2 separate regions of the Mus musculus genome follow, and region 2 is linked to region 1. A link is a loop called in an ENCODE intact Hi-C map of the cell type or tissue named here. Cell type or tissue: heart. All regions are shown on one strand. Links, peaks and the distances in the headings refer to the core of each region. The heading gives the core; the rest is flanking DNA.

Region 1 (8,330 bases), core at 201-8,200:
CGCTGAAGAGTCTTCCATGGCTCCCTGTTATGCAGGATACATTTACAGTTTCTTGGCATGGCTCCATCCCCTGAGAGCTGCATGTCGTGCCTCTGTCTCCTCTCTCATGAGGCAGGGTTGGTATTCTCAATCTCAAAGGACTAGAAGGGACTCCATGCAGCTAGGCCATAAGCCGGTCCAGCCTGAGCCCAGCACAGAGCACGGTCCTCATGATTCTGAACTCCTGATGTCTCATCATCATCATCTCATGGTGGCGCACATCCCGAAAGCATTCACAAGTCATCGTGTCTCCTCTGCTGTCCCCACTGCAGACAGTCCTCTGAGCTTGCCATGCCCTCTCTGGAGCTTTGCTGGCCTTCAAGTCTGAATACATGAGCCTTGCCTTCCCAGGCTGACCCTGAGCCTCACCTGGTCCCCCGTACATGAAGGGCTCTGCTCTCTAGGACCCCTGGCCATGGGTTGTGAGATCTGCTCTAGAGACAGTGGTGTGTTCTGTAGAGGCAGCCCACTGGATGACAGGCGAGTCGGGGGTCCGCCCAATCGAGTAGAGGCTTCAGTGGCAGTTACCTGGGTCACTATGGAGGTCACCTTGCTAGGAACTTCAGGTGGGTACCATTGCAGGTGACCAATGCTGGCTGGAGTGGAAGAGTTCAAGAGACAGCCCAAGGGAAGGTGGCCAATGTAATTAATTCTGGGACAATCAGACAGGAGTGTCTGTCAGTCCAGGCCCACTTTTTTATAAACAGGGGACAACCTTTTAATGCCAGTCACGTGGGAGCCCTCTCCTACTCCTGTCCCAGGTCCCTGTTTTCTAAGCCAGGCCAGGCTGAGGCAGAGCCAGCCACACCCACCCTACCGTTGACATACAATCAATAAAATCCAATTTAAAGATTCTAGCAGAGGTAGGATCAACAGTTTGTGTGTGTGCAGGAGGGGAGATGGCTGCTTGGACTGGTGCCTTTGGACAGGTTGCCAAGGGTACACTGAAGTCCTCACCAGAGAGGCTCTGGTCCTCAGCCTGGGCAAGAACCATCGGGGGCAGTGGGGTGGGGGAGCAGCCAGCATGTCTAGGGAACCAGAGTGGACAAGGAAGTGAGCCAGAGAGACTGAGTATGCAATGACTGCACAGGAGAGAGATGGCTGTGAATGGGAGAGCCAAAAGGAGCATCGTAGAGACATGGGCAGGAGAAGGACTGGGGCAGGAGACGGATCTAGTCACTCAGATTGGAGTGCTCAAGGAGAGCACCCCGGAACCAGAAACAGAACCTCAGAGTGATACCAGATGTGTGGTTAGGAGACTCCGGGGCCACCTGGGTAGCTTTCAGCCTGTGCCTGCATGCACCTCCCACTTCTGCCTGCAGAATGGCAGCAAGCTTTGGGCATCAGCACTGGCCTGATGAGCCTCAGTGGAGTGTAGGTACAGACTTAGCCCCTTGTTTCCACCCACAGCAGCCTCACAGAGGTCTCCACTCGGACAATGCAGGATTCTTAACTTTACCCCAGAAAAGAACTTCAAGACAAGCCAGTGTGAGGCAGGGCTGGGGTTGATTAAAAGACTTTAACATAATTTTAATCATAAGCACAGAGGCGAGAGGGGCTCTCTGGGAAAGGACAGCACGTGCCCTATGTGGATGTGGGCTTCTCAGGAGAGAGCCATGCCTAAACGCCTTCGTGGTAGCCGTGTGCTCACCCTCTGTAGTGTCTGCTGCTCTGTCTCAAAGGCGTCTCCAGGACCCTTTCTTCTTCCTCTCTCTGGCGAATGAGGTCATTGGGTGGCTCCTGAGATGCCTTGGATAGGTTTATCCTCTGATAAAACAGAGCCATGTGTCACACCAGAGCTAAGAAGTGTCGTTTACTGTAAATGGAGATCCCAGATGCTTATGAGAGACCTTCCTATGCACCCAGGCTTTAAGCATGGCTCACCTGTGGCTGTCGATGATGGTCATTTGAAATCTCTCTGTGAACAGAATATTACTCTGTCTATGGCCCTCTCGTGAATGGTGTTAACCACTCCTGAATTCTGGATGCAGCCAGAAGAAGGCCACTGCAGACTCCCTTCCCACACCCCTGTAATCTCCCTGCCTTTCCAAAACCTTCCTCAGCACACAGATGACATAGAGAACAAACTTGGTTTTTGGCCATTTCTGTATCTGCAACAAAATTAGGTATACAGTTCCAAGTTCCCTTCTGGCCCCATGCCCCTACTGGGGCAGCTCAGAGAAAGCCATATTGTCAGAGCTCAGGAACCAATATACATGCTGACAATGAACAGAAGACTACACAACACCCAGAGCCCGTTTCTACATACTGTCCTTCTGGCTCAGGACCACACCTGGCACTGAGGCACCAGGTTCCTTGGGGCTCCTCATGGAGGTAACAGTCCTCTGCATAAATTGTCCTTGACAGCCTGAGACATGCTGGGTGAGGCCCAACAGGAATTCCATCCCTCGGTGGAACTTGTCCAGCCTGTCCCTCCTGGTGGGGTTGTGGGCTCCTGAGAGAAGGAAGAGAGGTCGCATACCACTGTCTTCCTACTGAGGCCACCTCATCAGCCTGACTCCTCACTGGTGCTGTGGACTTGGATAGCCTAGACAAGGACAGTAATGTCACCGTTTTTATTTTTGTTTTTGTTTTAATTCTTCCAGATGGAAGTTGCTATGTACAACTCATGGCCAAGAGTCGGGGTCAAGTCCCCTCCTCAAGGGCAGAGCACTGGTGACGTTCATGTGGCACTCCTCTGTGTGGGAGATGATCTTTTCTTCCCTTTCATTAACTCAGCCACTTCCTGTGGTGGCCTGGGCTTGTGGCTCTTTCTCTGGCATCCTGGGTGGCAGGCTTGTGGTACTTTACTCTCCGTCATTCCGGCTATAGCCATGGGGACTCTCAGCTTGCTCTAGTGATCTGGGACATGACCTGATTGACCTTGTCCTTGCTTTCTTGCCCTACAATGTGTCTCCTGTCCCAAGCCCAGAGTCAGTCATTTCCTTTAGAAACCTCAGCTTTCCTTGAGGGGAGGCATTAGCCACCACTATCTAGGCTCAGGAGAATTGAACGTTAGGTGACTATCACTTGGCACAAGGCTGGGCACATGGGCATCACCACCGGCTGGTGGCGCTGTGTGAAGCTGCCTCACTTAGTCCATGTTTGGCCATAGCAGGGGTGACTTCAGGGCCACCCACCAGCTTTCACTAACCACCAGGAGACTTGCACATTTGTACAGGAAAGGGAGTAAGAGCATTAAGCGCCATGAGCGTGAATGTACCGCCAGAGTGAGACACAGCCTCATCATGCCTGGGGGCCTGTGCAGTGGTACCCTTTCTGTACAGTCCTCAGAAGCAGTAAATGACCTCAAGCTAGTCCCTCTGCATGTGTCCACAGCTGGCAAGGACATGAAAGAAAACAACTACCAAGAATTGCCAGATCGGCTCAGAGGTTTAGAGCACTGATTGCTCTTCCAGAGGTCCTGAGTTCAATTCCCAGTAACCACATGGCGGCTCACAGCCATTTGTACTGGGCTCTGATGTCCTCTTCTGATGTGTCTGAAGACAGCTACAGTGTACTCACATATATAAAATAAATAAAATTTAAAAAACAAAAAAAGCTAGGCAGTGGTGGTGCACGCCTTTAATCTTAGCACTTGGGAGGCAAAGGCAGGTGGATTTCTGAGTTTGAGGCCAGTCTGGTCTACAGAGTGAGTTCCAGGACAGCCAGGGCTACACAGAGAAACCCTATCTCGAAGAAAGGAAAGGAAAAAAAGAGAGAACAAAAAAAAAAAAAAAAAAAAAAAAAACCCTGTCAGATCTACCCTTGACTGGCAGGGCGACTGCAGTCATTGGAATGAAGAATGTTTTCCATGGGCTCGTGTGTTTGAACCTGTGGTTTCCCAGTTGGTGGCAGGGTTTGAGGAGGCTATGGAACATTGATGGAGCCTGGCTGACAGAAGTGCATCACTGCAGGCCGGCTTCTCCTTCTCTCTGCTTCTTGTGTGTGGATGAAAAGGCTCAGTTAGTGCCATGTGAGGAGAGAAAAAGAAAAGTGAAGATGCTAGCTCTCTAGCCCCCACCCCTTGGTCACCTGTCTACCAAGGTTGACCTAATCCTGATTTGCTTAGTTATGTGTCTTGGGGGGTGGGGGGAGGAAGGGGGTTCCTGGATGCAGGTACCTGTGGAGGACAGAGGAGTCAGATCCTCCTGGAGCTGGAGATGCAAGCGGTCCTGAGGGTGCTGAGAACTGAAGTCCAGTCCTCTGCAAGATCATTACAAGCTCTTAACCACTGAGCCGCCTTTCCGGTCCCAGCTCTGACTTCTACCAGAGTGCTGGGTTTCAGTTCACCTGCCCTGGTGCTTTATGTAAATTAAGTCAAGTTTCAGAATGCTGAACATCAAAGCAATGGTGACACTAGCTGTATTAAGTGGAGTCCTCCAGAGTAGCAGAAGTAGGAAGATAGAAAATAGATGATAGTTGATATTTTATATATCCCTTACATTCTAATATTTTATATATCACATGTATCTATAAAAACACCCCTAAATTCAGGCCTGTATCCGTCTGTCTGCCTGGCTTAGCTCCTACTGGGTTCCCATGTACCTCCCCCTCCCCCAGGTATTTCTCTGAGAGCTGCACACACATGCCACCCAGAGTCTACTTCCTCCAGTGGTTGTTGGAGTTGGCTAAAGGGAACATAGTCCCTTGTTTGAGGGAGAGCTTTGCTGCCCCCTGCTGACTAGTCTCAGGGGGAGCTAGACTCGTTTCCCCTTGCAAAGGTGAGGAGGAAGAGAGTGGAGCAAGAGAAGGGATTCCACTGGATACCAATGGGACCGCAGGGCTTGGGTTGTATGAGCCTGGAAGGTAAACTCAGGATCTTTGCCTTTCACTTTCTCTGGCACAAGGGGATGTCACAGCATTCCCTCCTTGGAAGAGCACACATGCACAGTGCTTCCATCCCTATGCAGAAACTGAGGCTGGGGGGAGCTGACCCTGACCCTGCACAGATGGGGAGCTGACCCCAATCTCTTCACAAGAAAGGGGACTGACCCTGATCCCTCCCTGGGAGGAAAGAGAGGGGCTGGTCCTGATCTCTGTACAAGAGGGAAGCAGATTCTGGCCTCTGCACAGGATGTCTGACTCCTGATCCCTGCACAGAAGAGAGCAGAGGAACTGACTAACCCCTGTGCAGGAGGACAGCCGACCCTGACCCCTGCGCAGGAGGGGAGCTGACCCTGACTCCTGTGCAGGAGGACAGCCGACCCTGTCTCCGTACAGGAGGGAAGGGAAAGATCACTGAACAAACGGGCAGCTAAGCCCTGCCCAGGAAAGAGGGGAGAAGACACGTGTGCACTGGTGCCCCACGCCCCTGCTCTGCATCCCAAGGTTCTGCTTCGAAGTGTAAAACCAGCTCCTTCTCCTTCCACTGTATCAGATCAGGAAACAACAGTAAAGGCCCTTCAAGTCCTGGCCAGATAGGACTGCTCTGGGCTCACAGAGATGGGTTTACTGATGGCCCCTAGCACCTGGAGTGGGGGAAGAGGAGAAGCCTGCTGCTTCAGTAAGACCTGAAGCAGATGGCCTGACACGAAGGCCCTAAGGCCCCCTGACCTTTCTCCCCAGCTGTCCTTACAGAGCAGAGCAGAAGGACACAAGTGAACACTGGGTCACTCTGCCTTCAGAATTCCAAATGATCATGAAAAAACACTGAGGAAGCTGGTTCACAGTGCAGGAAGCCACCAGCTCCAAGATGCAGGTCTGCCAAGTCCAAACAAGGTAACCCAACTAACACATACCTGCTGCCTACCAAACCATGAGCACTGGGCCAGAACTTGAAGGTGGAATGCTGGCCTCACCTGTATCCAGTACCACAAAGCAAAACTAACCAAAAAAGCTCTGAGTGGCTGAGAAAAAAGTAAAGGACAGAAACAAGATAGAACAGGGAGCTACGTGGGGGTGGGGCGAGGGGTACCTGAGCTGTTCAGATCAGTCATCTATCTCTAGTGGCCCTCAGGAGAAAGGCCAGAGCTGCTGTTGTACATCTTCTGCTCTGGGTCAATGTGTATCCCCTAGGCAGTGTAGAGAGACACCAGGCCCTGGAGACAGACCCATGGGGAGGTAGGTCCACGACGACGACCCCAGAATGCAAGGACCCTGCGAGGGTTCTCTGTAGGTTCTGAAGTGTGCAATTGATGCCAAACCCCCATCCCACCCTCTTACTCCCAGCGATCCTGGTGCTTCATCCTGGTCTTGGGCTATTTCTGGCCCTTTTGAGTAGTTCTAATGGGGTACTCAAAGCCCAGAGCTGTGGGCTTTGTGTGGGACAGAGGGACAGAAGATGAAGACCAGTGGAAAAGGGACAGTGAGGTTGGTGAGAGGATTCAGGACAGTGGGCCTGGGGGACCTCGGAGGAAGGATGCAGTGGTCTACCTACCCTGTCTATGGTGCCAATGGTAAGTAGGAACAAGGTTATCTGTGAGGAAAGAGGCTCACAGGAGGACACCATCCTACCCTGGAGGTTATGTAAGAGAAGGCCTCAAGATTGTAGCCAGGTTGTCCAAAGGCCCTCTCCATTCAAGTGAACAAGGTCCCCAGACCACACTTAGAAACAGAGCAGAGTCCAGGCCCTGGATGGCCTAGGCTGCTCCTGGGGGGGCAGGATTCCCACTCAGGCTCTGTAAAGGTAACTTTTAAACCTTTATTCTCTCATTCATTACATCTTGACCACAGTTTCCCCTCCCTCCACTTCTCCCAGTCCCTCCCCCACCACCTCTTTCCCTCTGATCAAGTCTTCCTTTGTTTCCCTTCCAAAAAAGGAAAGAGAGAGAAGGAGAGAGAGGGGGGGAGGAGGGAGGAGGGGGAGGGGGAAGGGGGGAGGGGAGGGGGAGGAGGAGAGGGAAACAGGCTTCCCAAGTATATCCACCAAACATAGCCTAACAAGATACAGTAAGACTGGGCACAGACCTTCATATCACAGCTGGATGTGGTCCCAACTGCAGGCAAGAGTCAGAATCAGCCCCCACTCCCATTGTTGGGAGTCTCACAAAACCACCAAACCACACAATCATAAGGCATATTCAGAGGACCTAACTCAGACCATACAGGGTCTGTGTTTGTCTCTAGCTTCTGTGAGCCCCTGTGAGCCCCACTTAGTTGATTCTGTGGCCATGTTCTCGGTGTGTCCTCAACCCCTCTGGCTCCTACATTTCAGGGTTCCCCTGGCTCCATCTAGTGTTTGGCTGTGGGTCTCTGCATCTGCTCCCATCCATTGCTGGGTGACACCCCTCTGATGACAACTGGGCTAAGCACCCATATATGAGTATAGCAGAAAAATCATTTCCTTGATCTTTTTGACAGCCCTGTTTGGTTCTATCCTGGGTTCTGGGCTGTCCTGCCTCTGGTTCCTGCCCATCCAGGCAGTGTCAGGTTTGGGCTCCCTCTTAGTGGCATGGGCCAAAAGTGGGATCAGGGATTGACCACTCCCACAAGTTCTGTGCCACCCTTGCCCCAGCACAGTCTTGCAGGCAGGGCAGATTGTAGGTCAAAGCTTTCGGCTGGGTTGATGTCCCAGTCCCACCTCTAGGTGCCTTGCCTGATTGTAGAAGATGACGAATTCCAACTCTGTATTCTCCACTACTAGGAGATTTCTCTATGGTCATTGTCATAGATTTCAGGGAATTTCTACTGCACTAAGTGTCTACCACACCCCCAAGTCCCCGTCCATTTCAGTCATCTCCCCCACTACTCTCTCCTTCATCTCTCTTGCTCACAACCTGATCTCTCCTGTTTCCATTCCCACCAGCCCCCAGTCCACCCATGAAATATATTCTATTTCCCCTTCCCAGGGAGGTCCACGAGTCCCACCCTAGAGCCCTCCTTGTTACTTAGCCTCTCTGGGTCTGTGGGTTGTGTCATTACTGTGTTTTACTTTAACAGCTAATGTCTACTGATAAGTGAGTACATATTATGTTTATCTTTCTGGGTCTGGGTTACCTCACTCAGGATGATCTTTTCTAGCTCCATCTATTTACCTGTAAATTTCATGATGTCATTATTTTGACAGCTGAGTAATGCTCCATTGTATAAATGCACTACCCTTTATTTATCCATTTTTCAGTTAAGGGACATCTAGGCTTCCCTCCCCCCCAGTGTCTGGCTATTATAAAGCTGCAATGAACATGGCTGAGCAGGTGTCCCTGTGGTATGGTGGAGCATTATTTGGGAATATGCCCAGGAGTGGTATAGCTGATTCTAGGGGTAGATCAAGTCCCAATTTTCAGAGGAACCAACATATTGATTTCCATCGTGGCTGTGCTAGTTTGCACTCCCACCAGCAATAGAGGGGT
Region 2 (8,330 bases), core at 150-8,149, 300 kb before region 1:
GGACTTATTCTCAGAGCAGACCTTGTCTGAAGGCTCTACTGGTTTATCAATGAAACCCATGAAGCTCGGGCTCCTGGGCCAGGGTCGCTGTGGCTCTGCCTCCCTTGTCAGTCCTGATTCTACTGTCACATGGGTTGAAAATGTCTACAGACCTTTCCCAGGGCTGGGACCCTCTTGCTTGGCCATGACCAACAAAGTACAGGGGCCAAGGTTGGGGAGACCTGATAGTGCCGTGGAGAGGGCTGGGTTTCACTCCTGCCAGCTTCCTGTGCAGCCCCCCCAGGGACAGCATCACAGTGGTACTGGGTCAGCACTTCTTCAACCGCACCACGGATGTGACACAGACATTTGGCATTGAGAAGTATGTGCCCTACACCCTGTACTCGGTGTTCAACCCCAACAACCATGACCTTGGTGAGCTCAGGGCCTCTGCAAGGTGGGGGGTGAGGTTGTGTGCCCCAAGCTAGAGCCCAGTCAAGGGTAGGAGCTGGGCAGACACAAGGGGAAGAAGTAAGAGGAGTTAGAGAAATCTTGTTGCCCTTCCTCTGGTCTCTCAGACCACCAGCCACCTACCTCCCCTCTACCCATTTCATGGGACTGCCTGCTATGGATTTCTGTCTGGGGTGGGCTTCACTGCACAGGCTGACCCCTGTTCTCTCTCCCTCCCAGTCTTGATCCGGCTAAAGAAGAAGGGAGAGCGCTGTGCTGTCCGCTCCCAGTTTGTTCAACCCATCTGCCTGCCTGAGGCAGGCAGCTCCTTCCCTACTGGACACAAGTGTCAGATTGCAGGCTGGGGCCACATGGATGAAAGTGAGTGGAAGGCAGTCCCTGCCAGTGGGCGTCGAGGCGGGAGGAAGACAGGCAACAAACCTGCCTGCCCTGAAAGTGCAGTCCTCCACAGATGTGAGCAGCTACTCCAACTCCCTGCTGGAGGCACTGGTCCCTCTTGTTGCTGACCACAAGTGTAGCAGCCCAGAGGTATATGGTGCTGACATCAGCCCTAACATGCTCTGTGCCGGCTACTTCGACTGCAAGTCCGATGCCTGCCAGGTAGGCTGCTGCCAGGCCCCCACCAAGATGACACAGATGGGGTATTACTGGAATTTTCTGACTCCTAGGGAGTCTGGGGCTAACGGGGAACCTAAGGCAGAGGGTCCACGCACTGTGGAGCACTTGGCACTTCCTGGAAGGCATCCTTACAGTAGGAAGAGAGCTGTCTAAACAGATGGGAAAGTGAGTCCAGTTAAAGCCCCACTGTCCAGGCAACAGTTAGGGCCGTCCACATGACATCGGACCTCAAAAGCTACAATGCTCTGTCCAGATTTCTCTTGAATCCTCAGCAATCAATCAATCAATAGTGAATGTTTGTCAAGGGTTTCATAGGCCAGGCCATGGTCATGGTTACGTGTCAACCTGCTTCACCATGGAGGGGCTGTTTTATGCCCTTTAAACAGGCAAAGAAACCGAGTCTTAGAGAGGTTGGATCCCTTTTCTGAAGTGATACAGGGTCAAGTGGACGGAACTTGATGCTGGGACAATGAGGGCTTCCCAGGAAAGAGGACAGTAGCACTGGTTCTAGGAGATGTAAGAAAAGCATGCCAGGCACGAGGAGGCATTTCATACGGTGGCCTAGCACGCAGGGACTGCCCACTCATTCCTCACAGAGTAGGACCAGAGCTGTGGGTGGTAGAGGTGAGAAAGCTTTCCCAAACGTTTGGAAATAGGACACATTCCTGACTGATTGGGGTCAGGAAGAGAGGCCACACTTCTCAGAAAAACCTGTCATCTGCCCCTAGGCAGTCAGCCTTGAAAATCCTGTGAGCACCAGAGACTCTTGCTCACTTATTACTTCAGGATCTTTACAGGGTTGGAAGCCTAGGTGATCCTGAGTCAGGACTCTGGCTGCTGGTGCACAGACAGCTGAGCCTAGTCTCTGTTCCAGGGGGACTCAGGTGGGCCCTTGGTCTGTGAGAAGAATGGTGTGGCTTACCTGTATGGCATCATCAGCTGGGGTGATGGCTGTGGGCGCCTCAACAAGCCAGGAGTCTACACCCGTGTGGCCAATTATGTGGACTGGATCAACGACCGTATTCGACCGCCCAAGCGACCCGTGGCTACGTCCTGAACCCCGGTCCCCAAGGAAGGGATGCTCATAGTACCCCTTCTACTACCAACAATAAAACTGTCTCCAAGGACCTGGCTTCACAGAGGCACTGCCCTGAGCCAGGCAGCTCTTTGTGTCCAAGCTATGTATGACCTGGGCCTTCAGGATAGATGGTGTGGCTTCAGGAGTGGTGCCTGAAGCCAATGTAGCTCCTGGGTGTGGTTAGGAGCCTCCCAGTTCACAAAAGTGGCCCCACAGGGCCAGGTGGGATGTCAAAATCAGACTCCTCTAGGCTCAACCCAGATATGTGTCCAGGGTCCAGGCACTCCAGGCTACTGGGGTGAGACATTGAAGCCAAGTCCAGTTCCACAGGTCATGAACAAGGACCTGCATCAAACAGCTAAAGAAGATAGCTTCAAGATGGCAGCCTTCCAAAAGTTCCCATCAGCTATGACAGTTCTGAAGGAGACCTGAGGAGCAGGGCCCATATCTGGGGTGTAGTAACTTGAGTACTGCAGATCCTAAGCACTTAGGAGCCTGGCTTGCCTCTGTCCAGACAGGATATGAAGCTAGCTTATTCTGGAAAGGATAAAATGGTGTGGTGGGGGAGCCAGGGACAGACTCATTGAGCCTTCGGGCTGTAGGAGGAGCTGGCTATGTCCCAAGGGTCTCCAAAGTCTCTGGCATGAGAATTCATCTCCAGTTGAGGAAGTGCATAGAGGTGCTGTAAAGCAAGTTGGCAGCTAAGGGAGAGAGGTTAGGATAGGGCAGAGGCCAGCCATCCCTGTGGGTACCCAAAGCTAGCACACTCGGACTGGGAGACAGAGACCAAGGGAAGCCCACGGTTCCTGACCACGTGGCTTGAGTGGGACCAGCAGATGGCACCCTGTTCAGTGTCTTTTTCCCCACGTCTGTCCTCCTCGGTTGACCTGAGGTGCTCCTTGCTCTGCCCTCTGCAGCTTCATCCACTGTGTTCTGTTCCTCACACGGCAGCAGGATCTTGCCATGTCCCAACTAGAGTCTCTTTATCTCTGAGTGAGACCTTTGCCCCAGCCCACCCATAAGTCATAACGTGCTCAGCCCACTACCCATCCATGAACTCTGCTTCTACCACCTGAAGTACCAGGAGGTTCTCTGTGGATGACTCTCACCGCCTCATCCTACTCTTATGACATCCTGTGAGACTGAGGGTCCAGCTGAGTCTGCTCCCAGTGCATTCTTCCTGGTCAGAAGGAACCTGGCTCTGCCAGGTCCACAACTCTCAGTCCTGGAGAGTTTACAACTGCAGCCAGAAATCTGGGTGGTGTAGTCCAGACAAGACTGGTGTGTTCTACCCAGGCAGCAGGAATCAGGTGGCCAGCTGCTTGCTGACGTTGATCTACTGGTCCAGTTTGTTCCATGGAAGTGTGGGGATAGCAAGTCCCCAGTTGTATGAACCCCAAAATAGGAACCTTTAAGTCAACTAAGAGCCAGTGGAACTGGTAGGCTGATTTGAGTTTTTCTGGGTGACAATTAGAATGCCGTAACCCAGAGTGACTGGAGTCAGCACAGAAAAAGAAAGTTAGCGTACAGGTATGCACAGATGGGTGAGTCTGTTTGGACTCAGGGAGAAAATGAGGCCGTAAATCAAGGAGAGTGGCTCCAAGTATATGAACACACTCCCTTCCATAACCACCTGGGACTACTGAGCCATCCCTGATCCCCTCACACTTGACCACAAGTTGGTTGGTCCTACCAGGGTACCAGCCCACTGAGATGTGGCAGCCACACATGGCTTCTCTTGCTTTACTGCTTTGGATTTATTTGTGTCTATGTGTGTGTAACCCACCCATCACTTTTCCTGTGTCCTTTAAATGACTGTTCTATAGACTCAGATAATAAGCTCCAGAGGATTCCTTTTTTTCTTCAAAATTCTCCGAGATGCTAGACATGATTGGGACGCTCTGCTCTCAGGAAGCTGGTAGGATCTATCGATAATCTTACTTGGCCTGGACTTTTCTTTAGAGCAGTGTCTCCTGAATCATGGTTTTAAATAGTTCTAGTCGTGGATGTCATTTCTTCTGAAGCCCGTGTCCTCCAAAATTTAGACTTTAGATTGACTGTCTTATTTTCTTGTAGCCATGACAGTCAACTTAAAGTCAAGAGGGGAAGGTTTAGATGTGCCTGGTAGAATCAAGCCAAGGAGAGATGGAAGGATGGTTCATTCCTACACAGGCCTTCATGGCAGGAAGGTGTGGTAGTGGGAGCTGAGGCAGCTGGTTGCCCTGTGTCCACAATCAGGAAGCAGATAGTATGATGGTACTCAGCCCGTTTTCGTCTTTTAGGTACTTATTTTGTTATCTTTTTTTTAAAAATGTGTACGTCTTTTCTCACATATACGTGTTTGCACCATGTACATACCTGGTGCCTGCCCAGAGAGGCCAGTAGATGGCATTGGAGCCCCTGGAATTGAGTTAAGGATGGTTGCTGGCCACCATGTGGATGCTGGAGTTTAATCTGGATCTGCTGGGAGAGCAGCCTGCACTCTTAACTGCCGAGCCATCTTTCTCATCAGTCTAGAGCCTCAGCCCACAGACTGGTCTGCCCATGCTCTGGGTGGTTGAATTGGTCAGGGTTCTCTAGGGTAACAGAACTTACAGAATGAATCTCATCTATAGGAAGGGGATTTGTTAGAATGATTTAGAGGCTGTGGTCCAAATAATCCAACAATGGGCAGCTGTGAATGGAAAGTCCAAGAATCCAGTAGTTGCTCAGTCCACAAGGCTGGATGTCTCAGCCGGTCTTCAGTAGACACTGGAATCTGGAAGATGTGGGCTCTAATGCTAGTGAAGGAATGGACATGCCAGCAAGGTGAGGGCAAGCAGGCAAAGAGCAAGCTACCATCTTCCATGCCTAGGCATCCAGCAAAAGGTATGGCCCGGATTAAAGGTGGCTCTTCCTGCCTCAAGGTCCAGATCAAAGGTGTGTGTCTTCTCCCTACCTCAAGACCCAGACTAGAAGTGGATCCAAGCAGAAATCCCTCACAGATGTGCCCTCCATTTGTTGATTCCAGATGTGGTCAAGTTAACAACCAAGAATAGTCATCACAGTGGTCTTCCTTCCTAAGTTAAATTTCTCTGGAAATGGACTCACAGACACGGCCAGAAGTACAGCTTCTTGGTGATTCCAAATCCAGGTAACGGTGAGGATGAACCCTGCATCAACTAAGAGCTGAGGAGATCTCGCTTGTATTATCACAGAGTTGTACGTGGCTGTTTCAGTTCATTTTCTGTTACTATAACGGAGCATTGAGACAAGCTTCCCTCATTGCTTTCCATTGCTGTGATAAAACACTGGCCAAAGTCAACTTGGGAGAGAAAGAATTTACTTCATTTTCCAAGTTGCTGTCCATTATTAAGATAGCCCAGTGTAGGATGTCAGGGCAGGAGACTGTAGCGGAAACCATGGAGGGAGTCTGCTTTCTGGCTTGCCTCCCTTGCTTGCTCGGCTGAGCTTTCTCATGCAGCTCAGGCCCATCTTCCTAGGGTTGACACCGCCCACTGTGGGCTGGGCCCTCCTATATCAATTAGGAAATAGGAAAATGCCTCACAGACATGGCCACGAGCCAGTGGATCTGGGAAATTCTTCAGTTGCCGTTCCTTGAGGTTTCCTCTCCCCAAGCTGACTCTAGGTGTGTGTCAAGTTAACACTAGCTAATTAATTCTAAAGAACAAAGGCTGGAAGTTCGAGACTGGTGTGGGCATCTGCTGAGGCCTTGTGCAGAATTGTAACATGGAACCGGACAACACGTGGTGAGACAGAGCAAGCCACTGACTCAGGTCTCTTTCTCCTCTTCTTGTAGGCCACTAATACCATTAGAGGACCCTATTCTTGGGACCTCATTTAGCCCCAATTACCTTCTACCTCTAGATACCAGAAACATGAGAATTTGAGGATTAGGTTCTAATGCATGGGCTTTGAGGGATCCATTTGGCTATGGCAATGGGATTCTTTTACTGCTGAATTTCAGCTGTTACACTGAATCTGAAGTTATTCTCTGTCATCATTTGGAATCTATACCACTGGCTCCTGCTTTCCATTTCTACCATTGAGAAATCTGCTATAACCGTTATTATTTTGTAGAATATCAGCTAACCTAATAGTTTCTGTGCTGCCTGATCTTGGTACGAAGCTGAAGGCATGGTATGCAGGTGAGGTCATTCCATCCTGTTTCTGTGTGCTAGGTTCATGTTCCCCTAGGGTTCCCATGGTGATTCAGGGATTCAGGTTTCATCTCTCCAGGAATCCCAGAGATTCATAGGTCTTGATGCTCACCCACTCCCATGCTGGTTATTTCAGAAAGTCTTTTCTGGAACACAAGTGCACTTAGAGCTCAGAGACATGAAACAACGCCGTTTATCTAGTTCATGCTTTTTAGGGATGGGCTAGACTCTGCAGGGTGGTTTTTCTGTGTTGAACTGGACTCTCCATAGTGTAGGCTTTGGGGTTATCAGTGGGTTGTAGGCTTTTATACCTCAGGAATGGGTGGCTCTTGACTGGAGCTCGGGGAGGAAGGACCATATGAATCTCATCACCTAGCAAACTCACCTGGGCGTGTTCCCATGACAGAGGCAATGCTACAAAAAGAAAAGTGGGGGTGAGCTTTCCTTGGCCTTTTTCTTTAATCAAAGTAAGCCAGGTTTAGAAGGTGAAGACGTTCATCTCTTGGTGTGAGGGTATGCATGACCACATTTTAAGGGGGGCAGGTGTAGGGAAGGAATTTTTTGCAGGTATCTTAGGTCATTTTGTGTTGCTATAACTGAACACCTGAGACTGGATAATTTATGAAGAAGTTCATTTGGCTCGTAGCCCTGGGGATTGGAGTTTCAAGAGCGTGGCTCTGGCTTCTGCTGGGTGTCTGCTGAGGCCTTGTGCTGTAGTATAATGTGGTGTAGGATGTTACAGCTTGAGATAGAGCTCTTCCCCTTCTTGCAAAGCCATTAATTCCATCAAGGGGTCCCACTCCTGTGATGACACTAACCCCTACACCCAAGCCTCACCTCCAAATACTATTAACTTAGGAATTTGAATGTTACGTCTCCAAAGGGTGATCATAGGGGGCGCATTCAAACCCCAGCACAGCCACTTTCTTCCTCTGTTGCCTGTGGCATTGGTTGCTGTTTTTGTCACTCCAGGGCAGTCATTAGCCATCTGAACTAATTAGCCTATAGAGAGAGGTTCTCGGGTTCATGGCTTCAGGGCTTTTAACCGTGATTGTCCTCATTTGCCTCAAGCCTGCAGCAGACCTATGCAGCAGACCTTTGCAGCAGACCTATGCAGCAAAGCAATGCTCTCAGTTGAAGGCTAAGGCACAAAAGAGACAGAGGAAGAACCCGGTTTTCCCTGTCACACCCTGAAGACCCTTCTCAGGCCCCACCCTCTTAAAGGTCCCACTATTTCCAATAGCAATAGGAGCTGGGACCAAGCTTTGGCATGTGGGGTTTGGGAGCCACTCCAGGTCTAAAAGATAGCAGTTGCCTGGACAGAACAGCCCAGAAAAGACTAGGCAATGAAACAGGCAGCCCTTCTGTTACTGCCATGTTTGGTTTCTTTGCAGCACACGAAATAAACCTATTTCCTTAAAATAAAAATTATTATTTGGCAATTTAAGAGGCTGGAGGTTCATCCTCAAGGGGCCGTCAAATTCAGCCCCCAGGTCCTCCCCGTATGAAGACAGCTGCCTTTTTGATGGACCCTTCTATGCCTTTTTCTGTGTGCAGAAGAGAGAGCACTCTTCGGGATCTCTTTGTCATTTTATAAGGACACCTGTCCTAACAGATTAGGGCCCTTGTGTATGACCTCATTTACCGTAAATACTCTCTTAGAGGCTCCACGTCTTCATGGTCACATGGGGGTGAGAACATCAGCGAATGCCCGGGGAGCTGGGGGTGGGGGTATCTAGTCCATAATACCCTTCCTCTCATCATGTGACTAGTGACAAATGTTTGCATGATAGTTTAGTTTGTGTAATGGCTGGACTCAGAAGTGGTAGTCAGCTCTACCCACTCGGCACTTCCTGGAGTCCTCTGTACAGTTTCCCTCAGTGGAAGGGATAATGGGGTTGTGAGTCTTGGTGCCTGCCACAGCCCGCTGGAGTGTGTCTGTCCGGCATTCCCAGTTACCTAGAGATGCCAAGGCAGGCAGACAGGCCCCCTAGTTCCACTCTCCCCTGTGTATGTAAAGGGAT

Evidence for each region. A loop is a pair of places that touch in the nucleus more often than their neighbours do. Peaks named below come from ENCODE experiments on the same cell type or tissue, not always from the same donor. Only the 100,000 strongest peaks of a DNase experiment are listed, where the experiment ranks them.
Region 2: it touches region 1 in a loop (5-fold over the local background); 12 of 42 quality-filtered maps call a loop at or near these places.

Annotation. Positions count from the first base shown.
Region 1 is chr5:35,344,288-35,352,617 of GRCm38, forward strand. No RefSeq gene overlaps it. Among named protein-coding and RNA genes, the nearest start is that of 4930478P22Rik, 13 kb to the right of the region's middle. In heart, for the core only: a CTCF peak has its summit at 4,717 (motif pointing left); a DNase peak (open chromatin) is centred at 4,684; H3K27me3 peaks cover 4,770 bases.
Region 2 is chr5:35,046,215-35,054,544 of GRCm38, forward strand. It overlaps Hgfac (hepatocyte growth factor activator), which reads left to right. Exons shown (of 14, transcript NM_019447.3): 11 at 275-414; 12 at 670-810; 13 at 902-1,050; 14 at 1,943-2,247. The coding sequence ends at 2,125. Among named protein-coding and RNA genes, the nearest start is that of Dok7, 6.4 kb to the right of the region's middle. In heart, for the core only: CTCF peaks have their summits at 2,971 (motif pointing right) and 4,517 (motif pointing right); no DNase peak of the experiment used is centred there.